2 separate regions of the Mus musculus genome follow, and region 2 is linked to region 1. Evidence: chromatin loops called from intact Hi-C (ENCODE). Cell type or tissue: heart. All regions are shown on one strand. Links, peaks and the distances in the headings refer to the core of each region. The heading gives the core; the rest is flanking DNA.

Evidence for each region. Peaks named below come from ENCODE experiments on the same cell type or tissue, not always from the same donor. Only the 100,000 strongest peaks of a DNase experiment are listed, where the experiment ranks them.
Region 2: it touches region 1 in a loop (3-fold over the local background); 2 of 42 quality-filtered maps call a loop at or near these places.

The regions. Positions count from the first base shown.
Region 1 is chr1:16,616,117-16,624,368 of GRCm38, reverse strand. Ube2w (ubiquitin-conjugating enzyme E2W (putative)) reads left to right here and starts at 5,078. Exons shown (of 6, transcript NM_025773.4): 1 at 5,078-5,132. The coding sequence starts at 5,118. In heart, for the core only: no CTCF peak of the experiment used is centred there; DNase peaks (open chromatin) are centred at 5,048 and 5,718; H3K4me3 peaks cover 1,661 bases; H3K27ac peaks cover 1,582 bases.
Region 2 is chr1:16,683,796-16,692,047 of GRCm38, reverse strand. It overlaps Ly96 (lymphocyte antigen 96), which reads right to left and starts at 3,592. Exons shown (of 5, transcript NM_016923.2): 1 at 3,429-3,592; 2 at 275-364. The coding sequence starts at 3,540. In heart, for the core only: no CTCF peak of the experiment used is centred there; a DNase peak (open chromatin) is centred at 3,387; H3K4me3 peaks cover 1,447 bases; H3K27ac peaks cover 1,406 bases.

The DNA.
Region 1 (8,252 bases), core at 3,681-6,180:
ACTCCTGTTACAATGCCATCTGCTGCCAAGCATGCACCTATAGCCTCATGGGGTGTTCCCTATGATCAACTGACCGAAGAGGAGAAGACTAGAGCCTGGTTTACTGATGGCTCTGCACGTTATGCAGGCACCACCCAGAAGTGGACAGCTGCAGCATTACAACCCCTTTCTGGGACAACCTTGAAAGACACAGGTGAAGGGAAATCTTCACAGTGGGCAGAACTTCGGGCAGTACACATGGTATTACAGTTTGTTTGCAAGAAGAAATGGCCAGATGTACGATTATACACTGACTCATGGGCTGTAGCCAATGGATTGGCTGGATGGTCAGGGACTTGGAAAGATCACAATTGGAAAATTGGTGAGAAAGACATCTGGGGAAGAAGTATGTGGATAGATCTCTCCAAATGGGCGAAGGATGTGAAGATATTTGTGTCCCATGTAAATGCTCACCAAAAGGTGACTTCAGCTGAGGAGGAGTTCAATAATCAAGTGGATAAGATGACCCGTTCTGTGGACAATCAGCCTCTCTCCCCAGCCATCCCTGTCATTGCTCAATGGGCACATGAACAAAGTGGCCATGGTGGTCGAGATGGAGGTTATGCTTGGGCTCAGCAACATGGGCTTCCACTCACCAAGGCTGACCTGGCTACAGCTGCTGCTGATTGCCAGATCTGCCAACAGCAGAAACCAACACTGAGCCCCAGATATGGCACCATTCCTCGAGGTGACCAGCCAGCAACCTGGTGGCAGGTTGACTACATTGGACCACTTCCTTCGTGGAAAGGACAGCGTTTTGTTCTTACTGGAGTAGATACTTATTCTGGTTATGGATTTGCCTTTCCTGCACGTAATGCCTCTGCTAAAACCACCATTCACGGACTGACAGAATGCCTCATCTATCGTCATGGTATTCCACACAGTATTGCTTCTGACCAAGGAACTCATTTCACAGCCAGAGAAGTACGACAGTGGGCTCACGATCATGGAATTCACTGGTCTTACCACATTCCCCATCATCCTGAAGCAGCTGGGCTGATAGAAAGATGGAATGGCCTTTTGAAGACGCAGTTACAGCGCCAATTAGGTGGTAACAGCTTGGAAGGCTGGGGCAGAGTTCTTCAGAAGGCAGTATATGCTTTGAATCAGCGCTCGATATATGGTACAGTTTCACCCATAGCCAGGATTCATGGGTCCAGGAATCAAGGGGTGGAAAACGGAATAGTTCCACTTACTATCACTCCTAGTGACCCTCTAGGAAAATTTTTGCTTCCTGTCCCCATAACTCTAGGTTCTGCTGGCTTAGAAGTTTTGGCTCCAGAGAGGGGAGTGCTCCTACCAGGAGCTACAACAAACATTTCATTGAACTGGAAGCTCAGACTTCCCCCTGGTCATTTTGGGCTTCTAATGCCCTTAAACCAACAGGCTAAAAAAGGAATAACAGTGTTAGGAGGGGTGATAGATCCAGATTACCATGGGGAAATTGGATTACCTCTTCACAATGGTGGTAAGCAAGATTATGTCTGGAGTGCAGGAGATCCCTTAGGGCGTCTCTTAGTACTACCATGTCCTGTGATTAAAGTCAATGGGAAACTACAACAGCCTAATCCAAGCAGGATGACAAAGGACGCAGACCCATCAGGAATGAAGGTATGGGTCAATCCTCCAGGAAAAGAGCCAAGACCTGCTGAGGTGCTGGCTGAAGGTGAAGGAAATACAGAATGGGTAGTAGAGGAAGGTAGTTATAAATACCAATTAAGGCCACGTAACCAGTTGCAGAAACGAGGATTATAAAGTAATATGAATGCCCATTGTAAATTTACTAATGCGTTTGCGATTGTACGAGGGATAGTTATATCATGTTAGGCGTATTTACAACCTTGTTATTGTTTCATGTGAACATGAGATATTATTTGTGTCAAGTTGACAAGGGGTGGATTGTAGTGGCTATTCCTGGTTGTCAACTTGACAATATTTGGAATGAACTACAATCCGGAATTGGAAGGCTCACCAGTGACCCTTATCTGGAGGCTTGGAGATCCTTATCTGGATCTTGGTTTGAAGATCTTGAGCCATAGTGGCTATGGATTCCAGAAGATTGAATCTCCGAGTTAAGGAACACACCTTTAATCTGGGCTATGCCTTTCATCTGGGATTAAAGGTGTGGTGGAACACACCTTTAATCTGGGCTAAACCTTTTGCTGGAGACAATATAAGGACATTGGAAGAAGGGAGTCTAGCTCTTGCTCTTGCTCCTTCGCCTGCTTGCTGCGTGAGACTGAGTAACTGCTAGATCCTTGGACTTCCATTCACAGCTGCGACTGAACCATTGTTGGGAATTGGGCTGCCGACTGTAAGTCATCAATAAATTCCTTTACTATTTAGAAATTATCCATAAGTTCTGTGACTCTAGAGAACCCTGACTAATACACTATCCTACTCGGCATTATCTCAGGCTTTCCCTTGCCCTGAAGGGGAGACTTCAGACACCTGCCCACATATTCTACTCTCCTGTTTCTTCTTACAAGAGATAGAAGTGATGATGGTTCAGGAGATGAGGAAGAACTGCCTCTCCTTGCCAGCTGATAGTCATTCTACTTGATGTGGAAATTAAAAACTGAATACCATTATTGAATTTAATATAAACAATGATTCTGTTTCTTTCTTTCGTTTGTTTGTTTGTTTGTTTGTTTTAGACAGGGTTTCTTTGTGTATCCCTGGTCGTCCTGGAACTCTGTAGACCAGGCTGGCCTCAATCTCACAGAGATCCACCTGCCTCTGTTACCACCACCCACCTAAAGAATAATTCCACTAAAGAACAATTCATCATATTCATTCTACTTTTACTTGGCTCCAGTTGTCCCAAAGATGTATTTTACAATTCGTTTGAATTGCTAAGTGGAATTAACATTACATTTTGTGCTACTTATGTTTTATCAAAAATACTGCTTTTTAAAAGATTTTCTAACTTTTACTTCATCATGGCTGAGCCTTTTTCTAACATGGTTGTGTCAATTCCTTCCCTATTGTTGGGGATTCACTTCCACTTCCCCTTTTCGTAGTATCCCACTTTAAGGGGCCATATCCACTAATAAGCCATGTTCTGGGAAAAAAATGTGAGTATCTCCATCAAATAACGGGCAGTCAAGAGCTTTAGGAACACTTATTCTCACTGAAAATAGCCTCTACATCACTCCTTGCTCCTGAGTATGTCGGCGAACAGTCTGTTATATATTTTTGCCTTTTGTTTTGCTTTCCGTACTCAGAGATCAAATCCAGGATCTCCTACATGTTAACCACAGGTTTTCCCAGTGAACTATACACCCCAGACCCTATTATGTATTAATTAAAGAATAAAGACGATAGGTAGTTATGAGCTGCTTAGAATTTCCTAGGATGTGACTTTGCCTCCCGTGAAGATCCCTTGGACACCTGTGAGGTGGAAACCTGACATTAGTTCTACTGTAAGCAACACCAAGGTGTAATTGCTTTTCTTCCTTCTGAGTACCTTGTCTAGTAGGCCATTTACTTTGATGAGGTCATAATGCCATGTTTGTAGAGTCTCCTTTGTCATTTACACCTTTGAGAAGAATCAACTTTTAAAACAACATGAACATTAGCTGGTACATTACAGCCTGAGATCACAGGGACAAAGATCTCTGGAAGGCCTGGTGGAGACTCTTTCCTGTAAGCGTACCTCATCACTGGGCTATGTGGGCACTTTGTTCCATGTTGTGATGGTAACGACATACCTGAACTGATAGCGGATATGCTTCTGGTTGAGTCCTGTACTCCAAGTCATGCAAACCCCATGGAAAAGTTCCTCCATGGTGAAGAGAAACCGTCTTGAATATTACACCACAGAAAAACTGGCAGATTTAGACATCTTTTCCTCTCTTGAACACATTTCCTTACGGATGTTCTCAGAGGAACATCGTGCTCTAGCTTAAGTGTGAGAGTGATAACCTACATCACCATTATATTTATATTTTAGAGAAATGTCTAAAAATGAAGCCAAGTCAATAAAAATAAAGATTTAAACTTTCATCCGGGTAAAGTAAAAGCCTTCTACTCAACATGCCATCCTCTCTGATTCCTTTAGAGACAGGACATGAGGTGCAAGCTTTTGGCTTCCATTTTTCGTTTGGTATTTAAGTAAACGACATCTTTGGTTCCGGAGGAGCTTTAAAAATGTGACTTCTGATAAATGCTGGCAGAACTGGTGCATTCCTAGAATAAATTCTGTATGCTCAGCGATTTCTACTCAAGCTCACTCATAGGTCGTCTGATCATGCAACTGCCCACCACAGAATAGGGTGAAGAGAAATCTAGGCATGGCAGAAGGTTTAAGTATTAAGTATTAAGTATTAAATTACGTAAACTATATTCATTATATTGAGATTTCACGGCTAGAGTCAAATTGTTAATCAAAAGTAAGACTGATGTAACAACGACTCTTATGGTATACCTGGACTTTACAATTTAGAGGGTTAGGGAACTAGAAAATTGCACACAAAAGGGAACTCCATTATTCACCCTCCTTCCCTTTCCAGCACGTTTCAAATCCAATTGTTCTTGCTTTTAAGATCACTGCTCTCAGTTTTCATTCTGTCCTATAGGGAAACCTGTGACTCTCTGCCCCTCAAAGTAGAAGCTTCCTAGGTCTGCAAATACCAGAAAGCATCTCCAGGCGAAGTTGTATCTGCCTCAGGAGCGAAAACACGGTAGGTGTAAAAAAGACATATGAAGGGGGTGGGCTGTAAATCTTACACTTGTAGCTGGAAAAACAAAATGAGATCCCCTCCCTGCCAAATGCCCGGACAGCATTGTGACCTCGGCATAACGCTTCAGTCCGACCTGGAGCAGCGCCTCCGCCAGCACTGAGGGTGGGCCCGCGTATAAATTGGCTGGGATGCAAGGTACCTAGGGAGCCCGGCCTGGCCCCGCCCCGCCCCGCCCCGGGCACCCGCGCGCTAGCCAATCGGACACGCGGGCCCCTTCCCATCGGCGACTCCACCCCCGTGCCCGGGATGTTGGGCCCCCGCGGCGTGACGCGAGCACGGCGGCTCCGCCCCCTGCGTCTCGGGCCTCGCTGGCCTTGGGGGGATGGTTTCATCATGGCGTCAATGCAGGTGAGCGGAGCTGCTGCAGCGGGGAGGGCGAGGGGGCCATCGAGACGAGGTGAGCGTCTGCGCGGGGTCGGCGTCCGAGACCTCTGGGCCTGGCTCCGGGCGACCTTCCCTGACCTCGGGGCGTCGGGGGATCGCCTGGCGGCGAGCCGAGCGGGGGTGTCGGCCGGTGGCCGCGGACAGTAGCGGCCGCGAAGTTGTGGCATAAAGGCGGCTTAGGGGGAAGAAAGGGCGAAGTTCGTCGTGCGCTTCGCGGTGGGGGCTCCGCTCCGCGCCCCTACGCGAGGATGCCTGCCGCTCGGCTCCCTGGCCACCGCCGGGATGCTTTTCCCCTCGCGCTCCCCAGCGGGGTGGAAACAGCTGTGCCCGCCGCCGTCACCCGCGGTCGGGGCGGCCGGAGACCGGCAGAGCCCCTCGCCGAGGACGGCCGCCTGCCCACGGCGCTCCGCGGCCTCTGCCCGGCCTCCCACGCGCAGCCTCGGATCGCCGGACTCATGCTCGTTCTTCTCTGATCTTCATCCGGTGCCCGGTGGGTGCCTCCTTCTATCAGCCCGCACTCTGGGCATTCCCTGGCAGCCCACGTCTCTTCTTCGAAGCCGCCCTTCGTCCCTGTCCCCAGCGTCCTGTGCTACCACAACGTGCGAGCTCGTGGGCCTGCTCCTCGGCCTCGATAGAAACTCGCCCTCTTAAATTTTTTTTTCTTGCGATGCCCCACCCTTGCGGGATTGGTAAGGCCGTGGCTCCTTTGCCTTTCTTTCCCAGACCTTTAAAACCTTAGTTTGGTAGGAGACGCCTGTTAACCTGTGCTCTGTCAGACTTGAAGGTGTTTTTTGTAGCTTCCAACTTAATGTATTCCCCCCCCCCCTTGCAAATCCAATAAAAGAAAAAATTTTCAGGCAAAGATGGCAACCACAATTGTAGTTTCTAGAGATTGCATTATCTATAGCCGGCATTTAATTTGCAGATAGGGCTAGCGGTGTTAAAGCACATAGGAAGAGAGAGTAGAACTCTTGTAGCGTGTCAGCGGAACGCTTTTTGGAGTTTTAACATCATCCTCGAGTAACATCCGCATTTTCCTTAGAATTTTTGGTTTTTGTTTCTAGAAGAATAAGCAAGATCTCGTTGTTGGCGCTTCTCTGCTAGCAATGGTTTGCATTCTTACGCATTTCCCTCCTTCCCCTGTATCTTCCTTCAATCAGCTTTCCTTATGGTATTCTTTTTGCATTTGCTTGTACTTTTGGCCTTTCCTGCAGTAGCATTCTTAGGTGAAGAGGTGTCACGAAATGGTGCAGTGAAACAAGAACAATTTCAGGAAACGTTATACTTTACTAGTCTCCCCAGAGACGTTAGAGAAGTTTCATCATTTGAGGCCAAAAAAGGAACTGTGGAACATCAGTTGACAGCAGATGGGCTATATGATTGCTTTAAGATTTTTATCTGTATTAAGACATTATTTGTTACTAACACTTGACGGTGATCTGTCTTAAGATACAGGCATTATTTAAGACTAAAAATGAAGATTAAAATCCACACTGGGATTGTATCTGGCATGAGAGCTGGTTAGCTTTTATACTTAGTTTTTGGAAAAGGCAGATTTGTTTGTAAGAGATTGCTATTTTTGGAATTTACTTTGTCTTCAGCAGTGGGGGAAAGTGCTTTTTATGCCTGTTTCTATGCCTCAGGCAGTGCTGTGGAAGAGTAGCAGCGTCTTTCTTTTGTTGGATTAGAGTGGGAACGGATCCTTTCTGTTCTAAAGTTAAATCTTGACCTTTTATATGTATCTCTTTTAAAGTATCTGATCATTTTTCCTGGAAATAGTAGCATTTTGACACAGATTTATTTCTTATTTCTTAATTGTGTATGTTATCTCTGGGTGGGTATGTGGGTATGAAAGTACCTGTGTAGGCCACACCTGCTCTGGATCTGAGTTACAGGTGCTTGCCAGGTATTGGCTATGGGTGCTGGGAATCAAACCAGGGTCTTCTCAAGAGTAGTTCTTTCTCTTAACTTCTGAACTGGCTCTCAGCTCAATAGCAGAATCACTCTTTGGTGTGGTTTTCATTTGGTATCTTTGCTCAAAGTTTATTTCCTGACCATCTTTACAGCAGAAGTTAACTCTTTTCAAAATAACTTAACATAACACTATAAGTGATCAAATGTGTTCATTAATTCATCTTACCCTAGGGGATATTGTTTTTGCTAAAGAAAAGGTTACTTAAGCTGCTGTATTTTAAAAACATGCATACATATGTAATGTGGGGTTTGATTACTTGGTAACAATGAAATAATTTTTATATATAGTAAAACCAAGTAAGGAAAGTCTTCACTTCTAACTAGAGAATGTGGACTTTGAGATTATAATTACCTTTATGTTTTTGTTTTGGCTTTTCTGGAACTAGACCAGGCTGACCCTAAACTCTCAGGTCCACTTGCCTCTGCCTCCTGAGTGCTGGATGAGATTAAAGGTGTGCGCCACTACTGCCCAGCTTGCTTTTATGTGTTTTATCTTCATTCATTGAAACCGGTTCTTGCTGGGTAGCCTATGCTTACCTCACATTTGCGCTCTTCCTGCCTGGGTCTCCTGAGTCCTGGGCTTGCAGGTTGTTCCACTGTGTCTGACTTTGCTGTCATGCATCCTGCCAGTGCTTCTCAACTTTCTTCCATTCACACTAAGTACAGTAAGATAGATGACGATGTTGGCGGCTGGAAGAGCCCAGCCCGGAAGCTGGCTAGGAAGGTGAGGGATACAGGGTTTTGTTCTCATGCCCATGTGCTGTGGGGAAGCTGCTGTTGCTAGATTCATCTGGGTACAGTTCAGTGGGATGCGTTTCACACCCTGATCCATCCTTTTCCATTTTGCCTCACCTATGCTTCCTACTAGTTCTTTTACAAGCAAAGTCAGAAATCACCAAGTGAGATAATATTTTAAGAATTCTTCCTTTAGAAAAAGCTTTTTTGGATATATTTTAGTTTTATGTGCATGGGCGTTTTGCCTGGCATGTATGTCTGTGTATGCCTGAAGGGGCCAGAAGATGGCTTTAGACCCACTGAAACTGGAGTCACCATGTGGGTGCTGGGGCCTCTGAAAGATCAACAAGCACTCTTAGTTGCTGATCCATCTCT
Region 2 (8,252 bases), core at 1,912-4,411, 69 kb before region 1:
AACTGAATACTGTCGACCACCACGTGCACTGAGAAGCAGCAACTTCTACAACATGGTCACAATCTTGATCATATCTTTATAAGGGGCCCTGAATGACATGGGTAAACCATGCCCAGACTGCCATCTCACAATAGATATGTGCTATGCTAAGCATATATCTAAGAGTGTGGTAACTTATAATATAGCAATAGATAACAAACATATGTGGAATCGAATTATTCTGAATCTCTAGAGTCCTTTGTAGCCGACTACAAGAGTGAAAGTTTGTACTTACTTGGAATGAACTCAACATGCACAAATCCATTGGTTCCCCTCAGTCTTATGCAGGGTTCAGAACTAATTGAAATAGGGAATTTCAAGTGATCTAAAAGGAATGAAGAAAATACAAGTATATAAAAAAAACTTTCAATAAGTATAGCATTCTGAACATCAGCACAAAAAGATGCTTTTTTATTAAACTTGTATAAGGACTGGTCCACTCTGTTATGGTCACATGCAGGATCATGGGGTTGCTGCTTTCTTCTGACCTGGTGTCGGGGGATTCTCCGGTTCTCAGGATTTATTGGTGTTACTGAGCTAAGGGTCAGATTCTACCTCTGAAAAGCTCATCAAAAGACAGAGGAAGCCAAATATATTCCAGGTGTGGTATCCCATGTCTTTAGTCCCAGCACTCAGGAGGCAGAGGTAGACAGGTCTCTGAGAGGCAAGCCTGGTCTACATACCAAATTCCAGGACAGCCAGGGCTACATAGAGAAACTCTATCTCAAAAAATAACCAACCAAACAAAGACAAATGTTGGGCTCCAGGAGTTGCCTCACAAACCACATGAACACCGATCTCAGTCAGACAGAGATAGTTTATTGAGCATAATTGAGCATACAACTCAGGACTGATCAATCAGGACCACAGGTCAGACTTGGGAGCTGACAGCAACATCTGGTCAAGATCCTATAGGGTTTCTTAAGCCTGAGATCTACAGACATCTGTGCCAAGTTGTTCCACCAATCAGGATTCAGGAAATTTCCTTAGGAACATGTCTTTGTTGCATACTTACCCTGCTCCTCTTTGTTGGGGGTATTCTGTGGCAGGGACTTGCCTTATCTAACATTTATGTCTTAACTTCCCAACCAGGATGTCAGCTACCCACATACATGTCTCCTTCTGCCAAGTAGGATGTCGGTTCCCAGGGAGGTCTTGGGAAATTAAACTTTATCTGAAACTTACTCAAAATGGAAATAGGTGCAGGTGTCTCTCATGCTGAAATCTATCCCAGGGTACCTTGTAAAGGCAAATACTAGAAAAGCTTATACCCCTGTTTAGGAAGTGCTGCTGGGTAGTTGGTTCTGTTCCAAGTTTATTGTGGCTAATTATACAAAACAGTTCTAACTAACTTCTATTGTGATTCCTTTCTAAGAACACCAAAGCACAGAACATCCTACTAACAGCAATAACAGCATGTAAGAAAGTTTCCTTATAATATTAGTAACGGCACAGCATGGCAGGCTAGACAGGTAACAGTTACCTAGGCCTGAACATTTTACCTAGTCCTTAACAAAGACAGTTAAATTGTTACTAAAAGAATAAAGCTGAGGGGTTGGAGAGATGGCTCAGCAGTTAAAAGCACTGACTGCTTTTCTAGAAGTCCAGAGTTCAGTTCCCAGCAGCCATGGCTACTATAGCGTCCTTATATACATAAAATAAATAATTCTTTTTTAAAAGGAGTAAAGCAGAATAATATTTATTATATTTTACTAATTAAGCATATGAAGAGTCACCATGTAGTAGGGGGCTCCATGGTTAAGAGCACTGGCAGAGGACCCAGATTCAACTCTTACCAGCCACATCAGGCAGCTCAAAAGAGACTATAATTGCAGTCCCAGAAAATCTGATGCCTTCTTCTGGCTTCTGAGGGCATCAGCATATACACATATATACATCCAGGAAAACACACACACACACACACACACACACACACACACACACACACACACATATATATAATAAGTAAGTAAATAAATAAATTGACAAAGCAGGGGGCCCAAAAGAAGAGGAAAACAGAGGTTAGCAGACTGAGGACCTTCCTAATGCCCCAGAGATGATTAGTTATTAGTCCCAGTCAGAGTGTTTGGGGACAAGCCAGTCCCCCAAAATAACCAATTTGCAATGCAGGAGTTCTCAAAGTACATTTATAAATTCCCTGCTCCACTTTCAGACAACTAGGCTATGATCTTGCTTTTCCTAGAACTGTCATTTTGGAAGGCACCACCTTCCAGCCACGAAGACATTCCTAGAAGGGGCAGAAAATGGACAACTAACGGAGCGAGCAGCAGAAAGAGGAAACAGATTGAAACAGCTCTCAAGCCCTGTACTAGGTTTTCTGGTCCCAGGCATTTGTTAATGACAAGTTGTAATGTGGCCATAGCGTTAACTATGATCCAATGGCACCAGAGTTTAGCTCAGCTGAAAAATATCTGCAACTCTAGCACTGGAGAGGTCGAGGCAACGGGGAGCATGAGTTTGAGGCTAGCATAAGCTATATAGTCAGTTCTAGGCAGCCTGTACTACAGAATAAGGCACTGTCTCAAAAAAATAAGCAAATAACTCAAAAGGCAGAGGCATATGTATCAATCTCTATGAGTTCCCGGCCAGCCAATGTTATATAGTGATACTTTGAAAAAAATAATAAAATAAGCTGGGCGTGGCAACGTATGCCTTTAATTCCAGGAGGTAGAGGCAGGCAGATCTCTATGATTTCCAACCCAGCCTGTCCTATATAGTGAATTCCAGGTAGTTACAGCTATATAGAAAGACCCTGTCTCAAAACAGATTTCAATAGAGTAATAATTACTGCATAAATCTAAAAATCACTATTCGAAATCAAATAAAATCATTATTTGTCAAGTGACTCATACAGTGAATTCTAAAATAACTTTCATTTTGCAAATTAAAAAAAAAGTGAGGCTGAGAATGTCTAAGTATTTTGCTCAAGGTCACACAGTTGGGGAGGAAGAAGGATGCTTCCAAGAGCACTCTAGGACCACAGGCTGGAGCTACAACCCCACCAGGAAGCACTGTGGGTTAGCCTCCTCAAGAGGAACCAGTTTGTGTCGGGGCTGGTACTCAGAAGCAAACTAGAACTAAGAAGAACCTGAAACCGAGCTCCGAGTGGAGAGAGCTTAACCACAAGACAGCAACAGAGGTAAAAAGCAATTCAGAGGTCCTGGGGAAACGCGGGGGGGGGGGGGGGGGTTGGGAGAGGGAAAGGATGATCCGCACCCGGAAGTGGTCGGCATTGCTCCACCCCCACCCCACACCGCAGCGGGCTCACTGCTGGAGCAGCGTTCCTGCCAGCCCTCCAGCTTCAGGTTCAGTGGAAACTTTCTCTCGAAATAGTTGGCGCCGCAGCTCTTTGTTGCCGGGCCACTTACCACAATAACTGTAGGAAATAATTGCATCGGAGGAGTTGCAGAACCACTGTTGCTTCTCAGATTCAGTCAATATGGGAGAAAGCAGCGTCGAAAAGAGAATAAATGGCAACATGATTTAATATCTCCGATACTTTAAACTCGCCAGGAAGACCATCGGACTCGACAGTAAGGAGGACAGATTTAACTTAGTCAGCAGTCATGTGATTTGGAAGCTCCCATCCAACTGCTTCCTCTTTTTATTTGCATGTGTGACTGTGCATTTGTTTTCATATCTGAGCACTTCCTGTAAGGCAAGAGAAGAAAAAAATGACTTAGAATATACTGTTTCTTAATACTCAGTGTAAACTAAAGTATCCAGCACTTTAAAACAGCACATTTTCAGGGAGACAATTAGCTGCCTTACAGGAAACCCTTACTTAAAAGGAAGTCCACTAGCCGTAGTACACACACCCAGTACTTGACAGGCGGATCTCTGTGAGTTCCAGGTTAGCCTTCTCCAGATAGTGAGTTCCAGGACAGCCAGAGCTATAAGGTGAGATCCTGTCTCAAGAAAGAAAGTCCACCGGTATACTACTTTTCTGTGTGCTGGCCACTCCCTCCCACACACTCCTCCTCATACAACGGTTTCTCCTGACCTAGAAAGCTGCATCTAGCTATCTAAGCTGATTTCTCTCCCCTACCCCCTCTCAATTTCTACTCAAGTACAAACAGGTTCAGCCACAAAACAGACAGGCAAGATGACCCCTACACGGGGTCAGTAGCAATTCCCAGCTGGGACCTCACCAGTTTTGAGAATGCACTCAAAAGGAAGGTTGAACTTGAGGCAATAGTGTTGAGTTGGGGGTGGGGTTGGTGCTGGACTCTAGAGCTCTTCCACAGAGTAGCATCTTGAGGTAAAAGTGTGAGTTCCAGTAATTAAAAAAAAAAAAAAAAAAAGAAAGAAAAAGCTGTTTTGTTCTGGCGTGTATTTCATTCAAAGACTACTTTAGAAAAGTGTGCTTCCTTCAGCTGCACGGCTTTTACAGACTCTTACTTTAGGGTTAGCAGCCAAGAAGGCTTACAGCTGTGGCCTACAATCCGGTTCTAGTGGTGACACTCAACTGCTCACTAAGAACTGTTAAGGTAGCAAGGCAATTGTATTTAAAGCAAAACAATAGAAAGATCAGAGCATACTGTGAGAGCAATGGGTCACCTGAGGATACTCCCGGCCACTGGGTGACTGTGAGGGGCCTCTTTTCATCAAGCCTAAAGGAAGGAGGCACTTGAATCAAGGGGCATAGTTTTGATGGTTCTTTATTTTGATCAATAGATTATGTCATTTAATATTTTTCCTACTATATATGCCCATTTCCATAATGGACCCAAATAATAATTATATAATGTATAATTATATACACACCCAAATATGCATTAGCATAATATGGTAAATAGATTCTTCCTTATAGGATGGTTTACCATATTGAGCACATACCCAAATCCAGATCAGGCCAGTTGGGATTGTCCACTCTTCGTACTGTAAATGTTGGAACACATGAGAATAGAAAGTGTCTAAGTCTGATGGTTGTCAGGGGAGACATACCTATCCCATTGTTCAGAGAAGAGATATGATAGCCCCACCCAGGTGGATGTTCCAGATTGCTAGGTGCATTATTTGGGTAGGGGTATTATGCACAGTATAGACAGGTAAAAGGACTAGGCTGCCAGCTGTTATTAGAAAAGCCGGGGGTGGGAGAGTATATATAACCTGATCCAAACAGAGCCCCAAGTTACTAAAATTCCCTGGGCTTACCTGCCTAACTAAAGACAGAAGAAAAAAAATGTTGTGTCAGTAAAAGGATTTAAACACAACTGCATTTTTCTATTTTAACTGGTTCTTTTAATACTTGAGGATGAGGGGCGCATGTGTGGAAGTCAGAGAACAACTTGTAAGAGCTGGTTCCTTTCTACCACATGAGCTGCAGGTATTGTATTCAAGTCATCAGGCTTGGCAACAAGCATTGTTTACTCAGTCAGCCATCTCACAAGGCCAGGCCCTTTTCTGTTCTAGTTTGTTTTCTGAGGCAAGGTCTCACTGAATAGCTCTGGCTGGCCCAGAACTCACCATATAGATGAGGTTGGCTTTGAACTCACAGAGATCCACCCAATTCTGCCTCTTGAGTGCTTGAGTTTGACACAACATACCACTTTCCGTATGCTTTGAAGAAGATGAAGACCTTGGACTGACATGACATGAACTAGAAGGTAGGCAGAAGCCCCAGCTGCCTAGCCGGGAGGATCTGAATTCCATCTCTTGAAACTGTAAAATGGCCAGGCGTGGTGGCGCACGCCTTTAATCCCAGCACTCGGGAGGCAGAGGCAGGTGGATTTCTGAGTTCCAGGACAGCCAGGGCTATACAGAGAGAAACCCTGTCTCAAAAAGACCAAAAAAAAAAAAACTGTAAAATGAGAGAAGCAGCCGGGTGTAGCACATGACTTTAATCTCAGTACTTCGGAGGCAGGATGAATGGATAATAAAAACACAAATACATTATCGAAAGGAAAAGGTAGCCAGGCGTGGTGGCACATGCCTTTAATCCCAGCACTCGGGAGGCAGAGGCAGAGGCAGGTGGATTTCTGAGTTCGAGGACAGCCTGGTCTACAAAGTGAGTTCCAGGACAGCCAGGGCTATAGAGAAACCCTGTCTCGAAAAACCAAAAAAAAGAAGAAGAAGAAGAAGAAGAAGAAGAAGAAGAAGAAGAAGAAGAAGAAGAAGAAGAAGAAGAAGAAGAAGAAGAAGAAGAAGAAGAAGAAAGGAAAAGGTATCAGCTCAGACCAAGTTCTCAACACAAAAGAGATTTATTGGCCCCAGATAAACAGAGGGCAGGAAATAAGAGACAAAGACCACAGACGATGGAGGATGAGGGAGAAGGGGAAGGGAACGAGGGAGTGAAAGGAGGGTATTTGTCTCAGAGGACAAATGACTGCCTCTGGATAGAGGAGTCAGATGTGGCACATTAAAAAAAAAAAATGGCAGTTCATAAAGGTTTAAGGGGAAAACTGTGTTAGGATGAGATGTTTAATGTTAATTGGGCATGTTATAAATTATGTGAGCCAAAGGGGGCTTTTGATTGCTAAACTTCAATGCTTTGATAGCTGGACCTTGGTAGTCAGCCTCAAGAGGAGGAAGTGGCCAAATAAGGGAATAGACCTTGGTGGCTAGCTTAAGGAATGTAATCTGTTGTTGTTGTTGATGATGTGATGATGGTGTGATGTGATGATAATGTGATGATGATGTAATGATGATGTGATGTGATGATGATGATGTTTTAGCAAGGCAGAGGGAGCCATGCTTGCCATGCTCACCAGAGTCCTAACAAGTTAGGAGAGGTCTTGGAGGAGAAACTATAACCACCATTTTAATAAAGCAGCAAAATCCCTGACTACATTTTAAGTATTTGCCATTATATCCGTAGATAAGTGCCGTATTCTCCCTCCCTCCATTAAGGAAATTTCTCTTTGTAACACATGGAGACCACTATAGAAAACCACAACCAATTAAAATGCAGACTTGTGGGGGCTCAGTCCATGGACACATGAACAAAACACTCCCTGACCTAAGGATCAAGAAAAACTTCAGAAAAGAAGGTGGAAAGACTAAGAGCCAGAGACTCAGAGTGTTTGCTGTGAGACTTTGTATCCTAGTAATGGAGAAAGCTACACTCATAAAGTCTTACCAGCATGACTGCCTAAACATGAAGTGAACAATGACAGTAATAGACGAGGCCTCAACCCTAGACAAAGAACTACAGGCAACTAAGGAATGCTGGAAGGAGGAGGAACAGGGGCAAATATGCCAGCTGGTTATCTAATACCAAATGGCCAGACCTGGAGACACACACAACCAGAAATAAGTTATACTTAGGAATATACATATATATGCATGTACATATATGCATGTGATAGCAATCAATGAAAAAAGTGGCTATGAACTTGAAAGAGAACAGGAAGAGCACATGGCAAGGATTGGCCGGAGAAGAGAGAAAGGGTAAAAATGTAATTATATTGTTTCAAAAACTACACATAAAAAATTATATACTCTAAAAATATAACTACTAGGAACTGAGGAGATGGCTCTGTGATTACAAGAGATTACTGCTCTTGCATGGGACATTGATAAACTATTTCTCCACTGGTAAAATGAGTCAATTCAAGCCAGATTAAATATTAAGGGAAACTGCTCTAGTGTTGAGTTCACTGGCCCCAAAAACTGAGGCCAGGGATGGCACCAAGGTGAGGGGGTGGTAGAAAAAGGGCTTGTGTGTGCTTTCAGAGATAGAAGAAGGAAAGAAAAAGAGAAGGATGGGAGACCAAAATGTCTGGAGTATATAAAGCTGCTTGGCGAAGCGCAGCACAGCTCCTGGAAAGTTAAGGGTTGGGGACAGGTTATGAATGCCAGGTAGAAACTGAGGGATACTGGGAGAACCTGGAGGCCAGGTCTGCACCTCAGTCCCTTATCCCTGGGTCTGAAATCAAAGACATGAATTCCAATCCTGGCATCCACGTTGAAAGGTTCACAGCTCCAGCTCCAGGAGAATGTGACTCATTCTGGCCTTGGCAGACATCCACTCACATACAAATGCATACACACACACAGCCTGCTCTACATGATAGATAGCATGTTTCTGTAATCTCAGCACTTAGGAGGTGGAAAGAAGAGGATCAGAAGTTATTACATTGCAAGGTCAAAAGCAACCCCCAAAACAAAACAAGCCTGTCGAGTTACAAAATAAAAAATTTAAGAAAGAAGTACTCTGACTGGGACTTGCTTTTAAAATAAAATAGTAG